Linked DNA regions of Homo sapiens: region 2 is linked to region 1. Evidence: read pairs that join two places in POLR2A ChIA-PET (ENCODE). Cell type or tissue: A673. All regions are shown on one strand. Links, peaks and the distances in the headings refer to the core of each region. The heading gives the core; the rest is flanking DNA.

Region 1 (5,375 bases), core at 261-5,260:
ATGCCTGTAATCCCAGCACTCTGGGAGGCTGAGGTGGGCAGATCACAAGGTCAAGAGATCGAGACCAGCCTGACCAACATGGAGAAACCCCGTCTCTACTAAAAATACAAAATTAGCCAGGCGAGGGGGTGCACGCCTGTAGTCCCAGCTACTCGGGAGGCTGAGGCAGGAGAATCGCTTTAACCTGGGAGGCGGAGGTTGCAGTGAACCGAGATCGCATCATTGCACTCCAGCCTGGGAGACAGAGCAAGACTCCATCTCAAAATGAAAGAGATATGAAAGAGAGAAAAGAGAGAGAGAGAAGAGAAAAGAAAGAAAAGGAGAAAGAAACAAAGAAAAGAACCACCACAATCACTAATGCCATCCATCCTCCTTTACACCATCACACCTACCTCGTCCTAACCCTTGCATATGAATCCCTCTCTCTACACCCCACTTCTTAATACCCCATTTCTGAATATAAATATAGGAGTATTATTTATTCTAGCCACATCAAGTTTAGCCAGCTACCACCCCCCCTTTTTTTTTTGGAGACGGAGTCTTGCTGTGTCGTCCACGCTGGCGTGCAGTGGCACGACCTCGGCTCATTGCAACCTCTGCCTCCCGCATCTACCCTATTTTATCATCAGGATGAGCATCCAATTCAAAATATGCACTAATTGGCACAATCCGAGCGGTAGCCCAGACAATCCCACAGAAGTTGACTTAGCCATTATTCTCCTAACAGTTTTCTTGATAAGCGGGTCACTTTATCAACTCTTATCATCACACAAGAATTTGGATAATTAATTCTACCAACATGACCCCTGGCCATAGTAGGATTCATTTCAATGCTAGCAGAAACTAACTGAGCCCCATTTGACTTAACACAAAACAAATCAGAACTAGTCTTGGCCTTCAATGTCTACTATCCCTATTTTTCATAGCAGAATACACTATTATAATAAATGCCCTAACTGCTACTATTGTCCTAGGAACATTACCTATCTTCACGCTAGAAATATACACATGGTCAGGCATGGTGGCTCTCACCTGTAATCCCAGCACTTTGGGAGACCGAGGTGGGCAGATCACTTGAGGCCAGGAGTTCAAGACCAGCCTGGCCAAAATGGAGAAACCTCATCACTACTAAAAATATAAAAATTAGCCAGGCGTAGTGGCATGCACTTGTAGTTCCAGCTATCCGAGAGGCTGAGGCAGGAAAATCGCTTGAACCCAGGAGGCTCCGAGGTTGCAGTGAGCTGAGATTGCACCACTGTACTCCAGCCTGGGCAACAGAGCGAGACTCCATCTCAAAACAAAAACAAAAAACAACAACAAAAGGAAATATACACAATTTTGTTATTAAAATGCTTCTATTAACAATTTTATTCTTATGAATTCAGGTATCATACTCCCAATTTTGGTATGATCAACTAATGCATCTTCTGTGAAAAAACTGTTTACCTCATATATGAGCCCTATGCATATGACCTATCTCAATGCCCAGGCTGGGCAGTGGCTCACGTCTGTAATCTCAGCACCCTGGGAAGCCAAGCTGGGCATATCACTTGAGGTCAGGAGTTCGAGACCAGCCTGGCCAACATGGTGAAACCCCATCTCTACTAAACATACAAAAATTAGCCAGGGATGGTGGCCTGCGCCTGTAATCCCAGCTACTCGGGAGGCTGAGGCAGAAGAATTGCTTGAACCCTGGAGGCGGAGGCTGCAGTGAGCTAAGATGGTGCCACTGCACTCCAGCTAGATAGACAGAGCGAGACTCTGTCTCAAAAAAAAAAAAAAAAAAATCGGCCAGGTGCAGTGGCTCACACCCATAATCCCAGCACTTTGAGAGGAGACGGGTGAATCACCTGAGGTCAGGAGTTCGAGACTAGCCTGGCCAACATGGTGAAACCCCGTCTCTACTAATAATACAAAAAAATTAGCTAGGCGTGGTGGCACACGCCTATAATCTCAGCTACTTGGGAGGATGAGGCAGGAGAATCGCTTGAACCCGGGAGGCAGAGGTTGCAGTGAGCCGAGATGGTGCCATTGCACTCCAGCCTGGGCAACAAGCGAAACTCCGTCTCAAAAAATAAATAAATAAATAAATAATAAAAAAATAAAAATAAATAAAAAATAAAGCAATGCCCATCCTAATATTTAGCATCCCACCACAAACATAAAAAATATGTATGATAAGTTACTTTAATAGAGTAAATCAGTAAACCACAGAGGTTTAAACCCTCTTATTACTAGCATTGTTTAAAAAAAAAAAAAAGAGAGACATGGGGTCACACTAGGTTCCCCAGGCTAAGAGTTTAAGAGGTCAAGAGATCCCTCCCTCCCTTCCTTCCATGTTTTTATTTTTCTTTCTTTCTTTTTGGTCAGTGGATATACTTCAAGGAAAAGGGGTACTTTCTCTAATGGGACAGTTACAATTTTTTTTCCTCCAGAGAGGCTCAGTTCAGTGTCATCAGAGTTAGGGGCCTCCTCCATGGCAATAGTTCCTTCATAGGGTTTAAGGATCTCTAGCCTATGTCAGGTTTAAACTAACCCCTTTGTTATGCCACTGGGGAATCATGGATATTGTCCCGTCTATGCCCCAGGGTCAGGATATTTGTTGTGATAAAGGTACCTGAAGCAGCAGCAGCAGCAGCAGAGGTCCTTAAGGTCCTGGTGAGCCCTTTGCCTTTTGGGGTGTGGACTCAGTGCGCCACCTGATGGCTGCCTTTCCTCCCTTTCTCTCTCCTCTTTAAATGACTACTGTTTCAGGAGCACCTCTTGTACAGGGTGTATATAGTCCACCCTCCCGCTGCACCCTGGCACCCTGCACACCGGGCCAACCCAGCATCAGGCACAGCTTCACTCTAAACACACAGATAGATCCAGCATCAATTGAAGGAGGGGTCCAATAGCATAGTCCTACTCTTAAATGCCAAAGAATTATTTTTAAAAAGGCAGACTCAGTCAGTTGAATATAGAACCCATACTTGGTAGGGCTCAACATGCAACACAGAGCAGCACACTCGAAGCACCAGCTTTCTAGCCAGCAGTAGCTCACTGGACATGTTGGCCATCAGGCAGGACAGTGGGTTAGCAAGTCAGAGCAAGAGAAGATCTACAAAAATAACTCGGGCGTGGTGATGCACACCTGTAATCCCAGCTACTCAGGAGGCTGAGGCAGGAGAATTGCTTGAACCTGGGAGGCAGAGGTTGCAGTGAGCTGAGATCACACCACTGCACTCCAGCCTGGGTGACAGAGCAAGACTCTGTCTCAAAAAATAATAATAACAATAATAATTAAAAAAATAAAGGCCAGGTGCGGTGGCTCATGCCTGTAATCCCAGCACTTTGGGAGGCCAAGGCAGACAGATCACGAGGTCAGGAAATTGAGACCATCTTGGCTAACATAGCGAAACCTCGTCTCTACTAAAAATACAAAAAATTAGCTGGACGTGGTGGCACATGCCTGTAGTCCCAGCTACTCAGGAAGCTGAGGCAGGAGAATCGCTTGAACCCGGGAGGCAGAGGTTGCAGTGAGCGGAGGTCGTACCACTGCACTCCAGCCTGGGCAACAGAGCGAGACTCCATCTCAAAAAATAATAATAAAGAGATGAAGGACCCACAAGTGGTGATCAGTGTCTGGACAACATGCTCACGGCACCAATCATTGTGGTCACCTTCAGAGACATAGTTCTGACAAAACTGATGATGGTCTGGCACTCACAGAGGGGGTATTAAAAGGCTTATTGCTCACATTGTTGAGATCTTGGGAAGAGCAGGACAGACCCATCAAGCATAACTGAAATGGCCTGAGAGAGCAAAGAAAGGAGCCTGGCCTGGTTGTTTACTGTGGTTGGGGTAGAGTTGGGCACAAGATCCCCTGTATGGGCATGTAGTTACATGGTTTAAATCTCTTGCCTATGACAGAGAAGGGAGCCCTTAGACTCATCAGCTTGTCCAGGTGTGGTCACAAGGGAAAAAGGGAACGCTGAGTCTTAGGTTGTTAGCAAACATTAAATACGGATTCCGGGCCAGGTGTGGTGATTCGCGCTTGTAATCCCAGCAACTTGGGAGGCCACGGTGGGAAGATCATTTGAGGTCAGGGGTTTGAGACCAGCCTGGCCAACATGGTGAAACGCTGTCTTTACTAAAAATACAAAAATTAGCTGGGTGTGGTGGCACACGGCTGTAATCCCAGCTACTGGGGAGGCTGAGGCAGGAGAGTCACTTGAACTGGGAGGTTGCAGTGAGCCGAGATTGTGCCACTACACTCCAGCCTGGGCGACAGAGTGAGACTCTGTCTCAATAAATAAATAAATAAAATAAAATGCATTATGGATTTGGGCCTAATTTAAATATAGCAGGAGTTTCAAAGATTATATAAACTTTAGTAGTTTTCCTCACATCAATTAAAACAAGAATTCAACTGTGTTTTCCTCTTACCAACGGAATCAGGAAGTCATTTGTCTTAGCAACTGTATACCCTTTTAAATTTCAAAGTTCTTTATGGACAATCACATACAAAAACTGATCTAAAAATGAAAAAAGTACCTGAGAACTTAAACATACTCATCTCGTATCTTGAGGTTCTCTGGCCTCAAGAAACAAACATTTTGTTTAGTTCCAGAATTTTCTTGCTTACTCCCACCATATCTAACAACCTTCATTTTCAAAGTGAAAGAAACTAAAATCTTACACACTGACACAGGCAATAAAATTATAAAATAAGGGAAACCAGAGTTGAAGGGCCACAATGCTCAACAGATAAAATAATCCAAAGGAAACATAAATATTCTAATTAGCTCAGATAAGCAGGCTGCTTCCCCACAATTCACAAGGAAAACCCACATTCAAGAGGTTAAACACCTTAACATGCTTGAGGTCCATGCTCTCCCTCTGACATGTAACTTCTAGAGTGGAATAGTCCCTGGTGATGAAGGGAAGAGACACTTGAGTAGCCACAGGAATGAACTCTGGGAGCTCCGTACACCCTAACTGGCCCCTGGCAGTGTGAAAATACTTCCTCTCCCAGGCTTCAATTCTTGGGCAGAAGAAACTCTCAGCTGGATTTACTTTAAGGTTCTGGCCCAAAAATAACCTCCGAAATTCATTAACCCTGTGTCCTGGAGACAGCACTCCTGAACTTCACATGCTTTCTCAGTATGTAAGAATTATACTCTGAATGTGGCAACATTGTGAATGCAAAACAAACCTCATGTCTAAAAAACACGCCCAAGAAAACCACAATTACAACCTCAGAAAGCAACCCCTCCACCCAAAACATGTGCATGTGGATCCCCAGCTTTCCAGTGCTCTGTGGCTTCTCTTGGTATAAAGGGCTTAATGGTATGAACAGGGAGGCTCCCCAAGAAGAACCAACAGGGCCTTTA
Region 2 (5,375 bases), core at 115-5,114, 170 kb after region 1:
GAATGGCACTTCCTCTTGAGGGAACAATTAGTAAACCTTCAACCAATTGTCCTTTTCCAGTCATTTAGTGTCTGTATATGAATTCCAACATCATTGCTGCCAGCAGCTAAAATTATGATTCCATATCTGAAGTCACCTTTGCAAAAAGTATAACATAAGTCTACCTTGTCTCAGAGTGACCCCATCAACCTAGCCATGTTTTCATCTTTGTACAGTCTTCCATAAGGGAAGTAATTGCTTAGCCACATTTGGAGGAGGAAAAAGTGGCAGTGGAAGTAGTAACGTGCCTGGCAGGACTTCACTGCAGAGAAGAAGCAGAGTGGGAACTTCTTTAGATCACATATCATTGCTATACTCAGTCTCCATGGCTCAGGAAATAGTGCTTTCAGGTAAATTAGTAAGGAGTGCCACTTCCACCTGATGGAGCAGTTAGTAAATCCTCAACCAATTATCCTGTTCCAGTGATTTAGTTGCTGTATAAGAGTTCCAACATAAATGTTGCCAGGAGCTAAAAGTATGACTCTACATCTGAAAACCCTTTTGCAAGAATTATAACAGTGAGAAAATTATGACAGTGAAAGAGATCAGATCTAAGCGAACTCCATCTTTTCTTTAGCCTCCAAGCTACCCTTGTTCATTCCCGGGTATAGGTCTTACTAATATTGGAAGGAGTTTAGTTTAGCTTTAAAGCAAAAGTCATAACTGCCGCTTCCGTAAAGAAATTGTCTCCTTGCTTGGGAACCAGATTGCCTTTGTAAAACTAAGAAATTAGCCACAAGATTAGAAATTATGGTTCAGGAAATATGCGGCCAGAGTACACAAGATTCCCAACCTTCTCACTTGCTCCTGTGGATAATATTATTGTTGTAAGACCTAAGATTGGTGTTTGAGGTATTTTTGAGACCCTTCATTCTGATAAATTTGCTGGCATCACACAGACCAATAAACTGGCTCACCTGCTCCAGTGGCCCCTAGCCAAGAACTGACTCAGTGCAAGAAGACAGCTGAGACTTCCTGTGATATCCTTTTCGCGACCAATCAGCATTCCCCATTTTCCAGCCTTCTGCTCACCAAATTATCTTTAAAACCCTAGCCTCGGCCGGGTGCGGGGGCTCAGGCCTGTAATCCCAGCACTTTGGGAGGCCGAGGCGGGTGGATCATGAGGTCAGGAGTTTGAGACCAGCCTGACCAACATGGTAAACCCCGTCTCTACTAAAAATACAAAAATTAGCCGGGCATGGTGGCGCATGCCTGTAATCCCAGCTACTCAGGAGGTTGAGGCAGGAGAATCGCTTGAACCCGGGAGGCGGAGGTTGCACTGAGCCGAGATTGCGCCACTGCACTCCAGCATGGGCGACAGAGAGATTCCGTCTCAAAAAAAAACCAAAAAAACAAAACCTAGCCTCCCATTTTTTAGGGAGACAGAATTGAATAAAAATAAAACTCTTCTCTTTCATTTAGCCGGCTCTATGTATATTAAACTCCACTGCAATTCCCTGTCTTTTTTTTTTTTTTTTTTTTCGGAGACAGGGTCTCACTCTGACATCCAGGCTGGTAAAATCACAGCTCACTGTGGCCTCGACCTCTCTGGGCTCAGGCGATCCTCTCATTTCAGCCTTCCGAGTAGCTGGGACTGCAAACATGTACCACCACGCCCGACTAATTTTTGTATTTTTTGTAGAGGCGGGGTTTTGCTATGTTACCCAGGCTGGGCTTAAGTTCCTAGGCTCAAGCAATCTGCCTGCCTTGGCTTCCCAAAGTGGTGGGGTTACAGGCATGAGCTACCCCCACCCCCCCAGCCCACCGCCGGACGAGCTAAAGTTTCTATTCAACAGTACTCTATGGCAGGGGTCCCCAACCCCCGGTCCATGGCCTGTAAGGAACCAGTCCGCACAGCAGGAGGTGAGCGGCTGGCGGGCGAGCCAGCGGGCATTATCGCCAGAGATATGCTTCCTGTCAGATCAGCAGAGGCATTAGTCTGTCATAGGAGCCCGAACCCTATTGTGAGCTGCACATGCGAGGGATCTAGGTTGGGTTCGCCTTATGAGGATAAAATGCCTGATCTGAGGTGGAAGTTTCATTCCGAAACTATCTGCCCCCGTAGGAGAACTGTCTTCCACGAAACCGGTTCTGGTGCTAAAAAGGTTACAGACCTCTGGCTTAAAGAATCTATCGCTGGATCCGGTCAAACCCGTTTTCAGAGCCCCGTTACCAAGGGCTTCTATTGTCACTCACGGCTGAGGGGGCGGGGCCCGGCGCTTCGTCCAATCAGGGGCGCTGGGCGGGGCCTGCCGAGTGTCCATCGGGGAGGGCGAAGGCCCTGCTCTCCTCGGTTCCCGGCTCCAGGCGGCGAGCTGAGGTTGGGAGCCTGGCTTTCCCCTCCGAGAGGGTTCAGGTGCCTCTGCCATAGCTTCTGTCGCCTGTGCTGTGACCCGCACTGGTCGTGGGAGTCACCTGAAAGGCAAGAAATGGTGAGCGTGCGGGCCAGGGGTCCCGAGGCGGGGGAGGAGCTGGTTGGAACCGGCCGGAACCGGCTGTGGTGGGACCCGGGCCTCCCCGCGGCGACTCCGGGGTCTGGGACCCGATTTCCCGTGGGACAGCTCGGCCCTTGGTCCCCTTGGCCCCACAGTGGGGCTGGGCCGGCCGCCGGGACCCGGGCGTCTCGTCCTGTCCCTGCGCGGTGACTGTCACCCAGTTCCCAGAGCCCTCTCTGGGCAGCTCCGCGCCCGCTGCCCCGCGTCTCCCCACATTGTGCGGGGACTACGCGAGGGTCATGGGGGGATCCCGCCTCGGGTGTGGGGGTTTGTGTAGGAGGAGGGTGGGCTGTGGGGTCCCCAGTAGCGCCTTTCTCCTCTTAAAAATTAAACTGAGACACGTTAACAATTATAGTTTTGCTTCTCAGAATAGGTTTTAAAAAATATATTAATAATTAGAGTTCCTTTGAGATTCCTGAATGATAAACACCCAGTCCTGGCTTGTAATTTGTTAACGGAAAATGCCAAGCTGTGTAAAATAACTTAAAGAAGTTTATTCAGAGCCGAATAGGAGAGGCCTCAGCTGAGGAAAACACAACCCCAGGAGGCCTGAAGTAAGTGGTCCCGAGGCGGCTCAAGACTGTTTTTATTCATTTCAGGGAGACAGGAATTGCAGGGAGAATCATGCATCAATGCCTGGAAAGGTGTAAGTTCCTTTGGCAGAAAGGGCGGGACCTGTGGAAGGGGGGTTAGAAGGTGCAGGTGGTTGAGGGATTCTGAAGGTGGCCGTTGGTGGAGAGTGTGAAGCTTTGTCTAAAACTTCGAGGCGGTAGGAAGGATTGCTTAAGTGAAGAGGGTCTGGTATCTGTCATATGATTTCATCCCACCCAAAACAAAAGACCTGTTTCTTTAGATTTTGTGAATTCTAAGATTTGACTTACCTCTTGCCTTGCATGGCCTTAGGTCTTGTTTGTAATTTGGTTTCTTATTGTCACAGAGAGTCTGTGTTTCCAGTTGGCTGATGTCTGTTTTAACATGAAGGTGGGTCAGTGGCTATGTGGAAACTCCTAAAGGAAGCGGGTATAATGAGGCCTGTCCAGGTATAGTGAAGCCTGTCTGATGGTTAATCTGTAGTCAAGTGTGGGAGGGTTCCAGCTGGCTCTTTCCAGTGTCAGGTGACTCAATTCCAGAGTCACATTACTTTAAACTTCAAGATAATTTAGAGTTCCAACAGCTTCAATTTTTGAATTACTTATTTTCACAGACCATACAGTGGAAAATTTTTGGTTGTATAATCAGAGGTTACTCGACCAATTGTACCTGGTTAAGCCCATATTTCATTTCCCAATAAATTAGTAACTTGTTATTGTTTTCTCAGGCCACATACCGTCACATAAGTTAGTACTTTATATGAATAGCATTTGAATTTGATTTCCATGTTCTTGGCCAAGATCTTAGAGTACTATAGGCATTAAGTTTAATTACTTCTTATTCAAAATTTTCAACACTCCCCAGTTAACTGGTACTTCTCTGCATTTTCCAAATATATGGGAAGTGAGATCTCAAACCCTCCACCCTGTGACCCTGGCCTACCTCTGGAGAGCTTGCAGTACAATACTAAAATTTCAGTTCCTTTCTAAAATTTGCAGACACCAACTCTCCTTCTTCAATTTGTAGTATCAACTATTTGTTTTTGTTTTTGTTTTTTTTTGGAGACAGAGTCTTGTTCTGTCACCCAGGCTGGAGTGCAGTGGCGCGATCTCTACTCACTGCAAGCTCCGCCTCCCGGGTTCACGCCATTCTCCTGACTCAGCCTCCCAAGTAGCTGGGACTACAGGAGCCCGTCACCACGCCTGGCTAATTTTTTGTATTTTTAGTAGAGACGGGGTTTCACTGTGTTAGCCAGGATGGTCTTGATCTCCTGACCTTGTGATCCACCCGCCTTGGCCTCCCAAAGTGCTGGGATTACAGGTGTGAGTCACTGCGCCTGGCCCGTTTTTTGTTTTTGTTTTTTTGAGACGGAGTCTCGCTCTGTCGCCCAGGCTGGAGTGTAGTGGCACAATCTCTGCTCACTGCAAGCTCCACCTCCCGGGTTCATGCCATTCTCCTGCCTCAGCCTCGTAAATGAAAATGCACTGGCCAGGTGCAGTGGCTCATGCCTATAATCCCAACACTTTGGGAGGTTGAGGTGGGTAGATCACTTGAGGCCAGGAGTTTGAGACCAGCCTGGCCAATATGGTGAAACCTTGGCTCTACTAGAAATACAAAAGAAATCAGCCAGGTGTGATGGCACACACCTGTAGTCCCAGCTACTCCAGAGGCTGAGGCCTGAGAATTGCTTGGACCTGGGAGGTGGATTCTGCAATGAGCGGACATCGCACCACTGCACTCCAGCCTGGGCAAGTGAGTGAGACTCTGTCTCAAGAGAGGGGAAAAAAAAAAAAGGAAATGCACTTGGGGCACACAGGGGCACAGTGCAGTGTTGTTGGAAAATAGTCACTCAGCACTTCAGTGAGCAGGATGGGCACAGAGAAATGTCCCATGTGATAGGATGGCCTGACACTTGAGTCAAACATCACTGTGTTCTTTCTAGTCAGCATTGCCCCTCTGTGGGTTTGTCTTTTTGTAAATAATTGTTCACTTATTGCAGCTTCAGGTTTTTTATTAATTGTAATTTGCATTTTTCACTAGACCTTGCAAAATAAGAAAATTTTACACACAGGCCAGAAAGAGGTAGATTTCAGAAAAATGGCTGGATGCAGTGGCTCACACCTGTAATCCCAGCACTTTGAGAGGCCAAGGCAGGTGGATCACCTGAGGTCAGGAGTTCAAGACCAACCTGGCCAACATGATGAAACCCTGTTTCAACTAAGAATACAAAAGTTAGCTGAGTATAGTGGT

Evidence for each region. Peaks named below come from ENCODE experiments on the same cell type or tissue, not always from the same donor. Only the 100,000 strongest peaks of a DNase experiment are listed, where the experiment ranks them.
Region 2: POLR2A ChIA-PET joins it to region 1 with 11 read pairs; 3 of 35 experiments call an interaction of 5 or more read pairs at or near these places.

The regions. Positions count from the first base shown.
Region 1 is chr19:12,199,794-12,205,168 of GRCh38, reverse strand. It overlaps the pseudogene LOC100289333. Among named protein-coding and RNA genes, the nearest start is that of ZNF136, 39 kb to the right of the region's middle. RefSeq lists a silencer at 500-668. In A673, for the core only: a CTCF peak has its summit at 2,680 (motif pointing left); no DNase peak of the experiment used is centred there.
Region 2 is chr19:12,032,633-12,038,007 of GRCh38, reverse strand. ZNF433 (zinc finger protein 433) reads left to right here and starts at 2,329. Exons shown (of 4, transcript NM_001308348.2): 1 at 2,329-2,471. The coding sequence starts at 2,469. It overlaps ZNF433-AS1 (ZNF433 and ZNF878 antisense RNA 1), which reads right to left. Exons shown (of 3, transcript NR_134929.1): 2 at 2,236-2,454. RefSeq lists silencers at 2,215-2,374, 2,615-2,664, 2,675-2,794. In A673, for the core only: no CTCF peak of the experiment used is centred there; a DNase peak (open chromatin) is centred at 2,267; H3K4me3 peaks cover 1,110 bases; H3K27ac peaks cover 1,033 bases.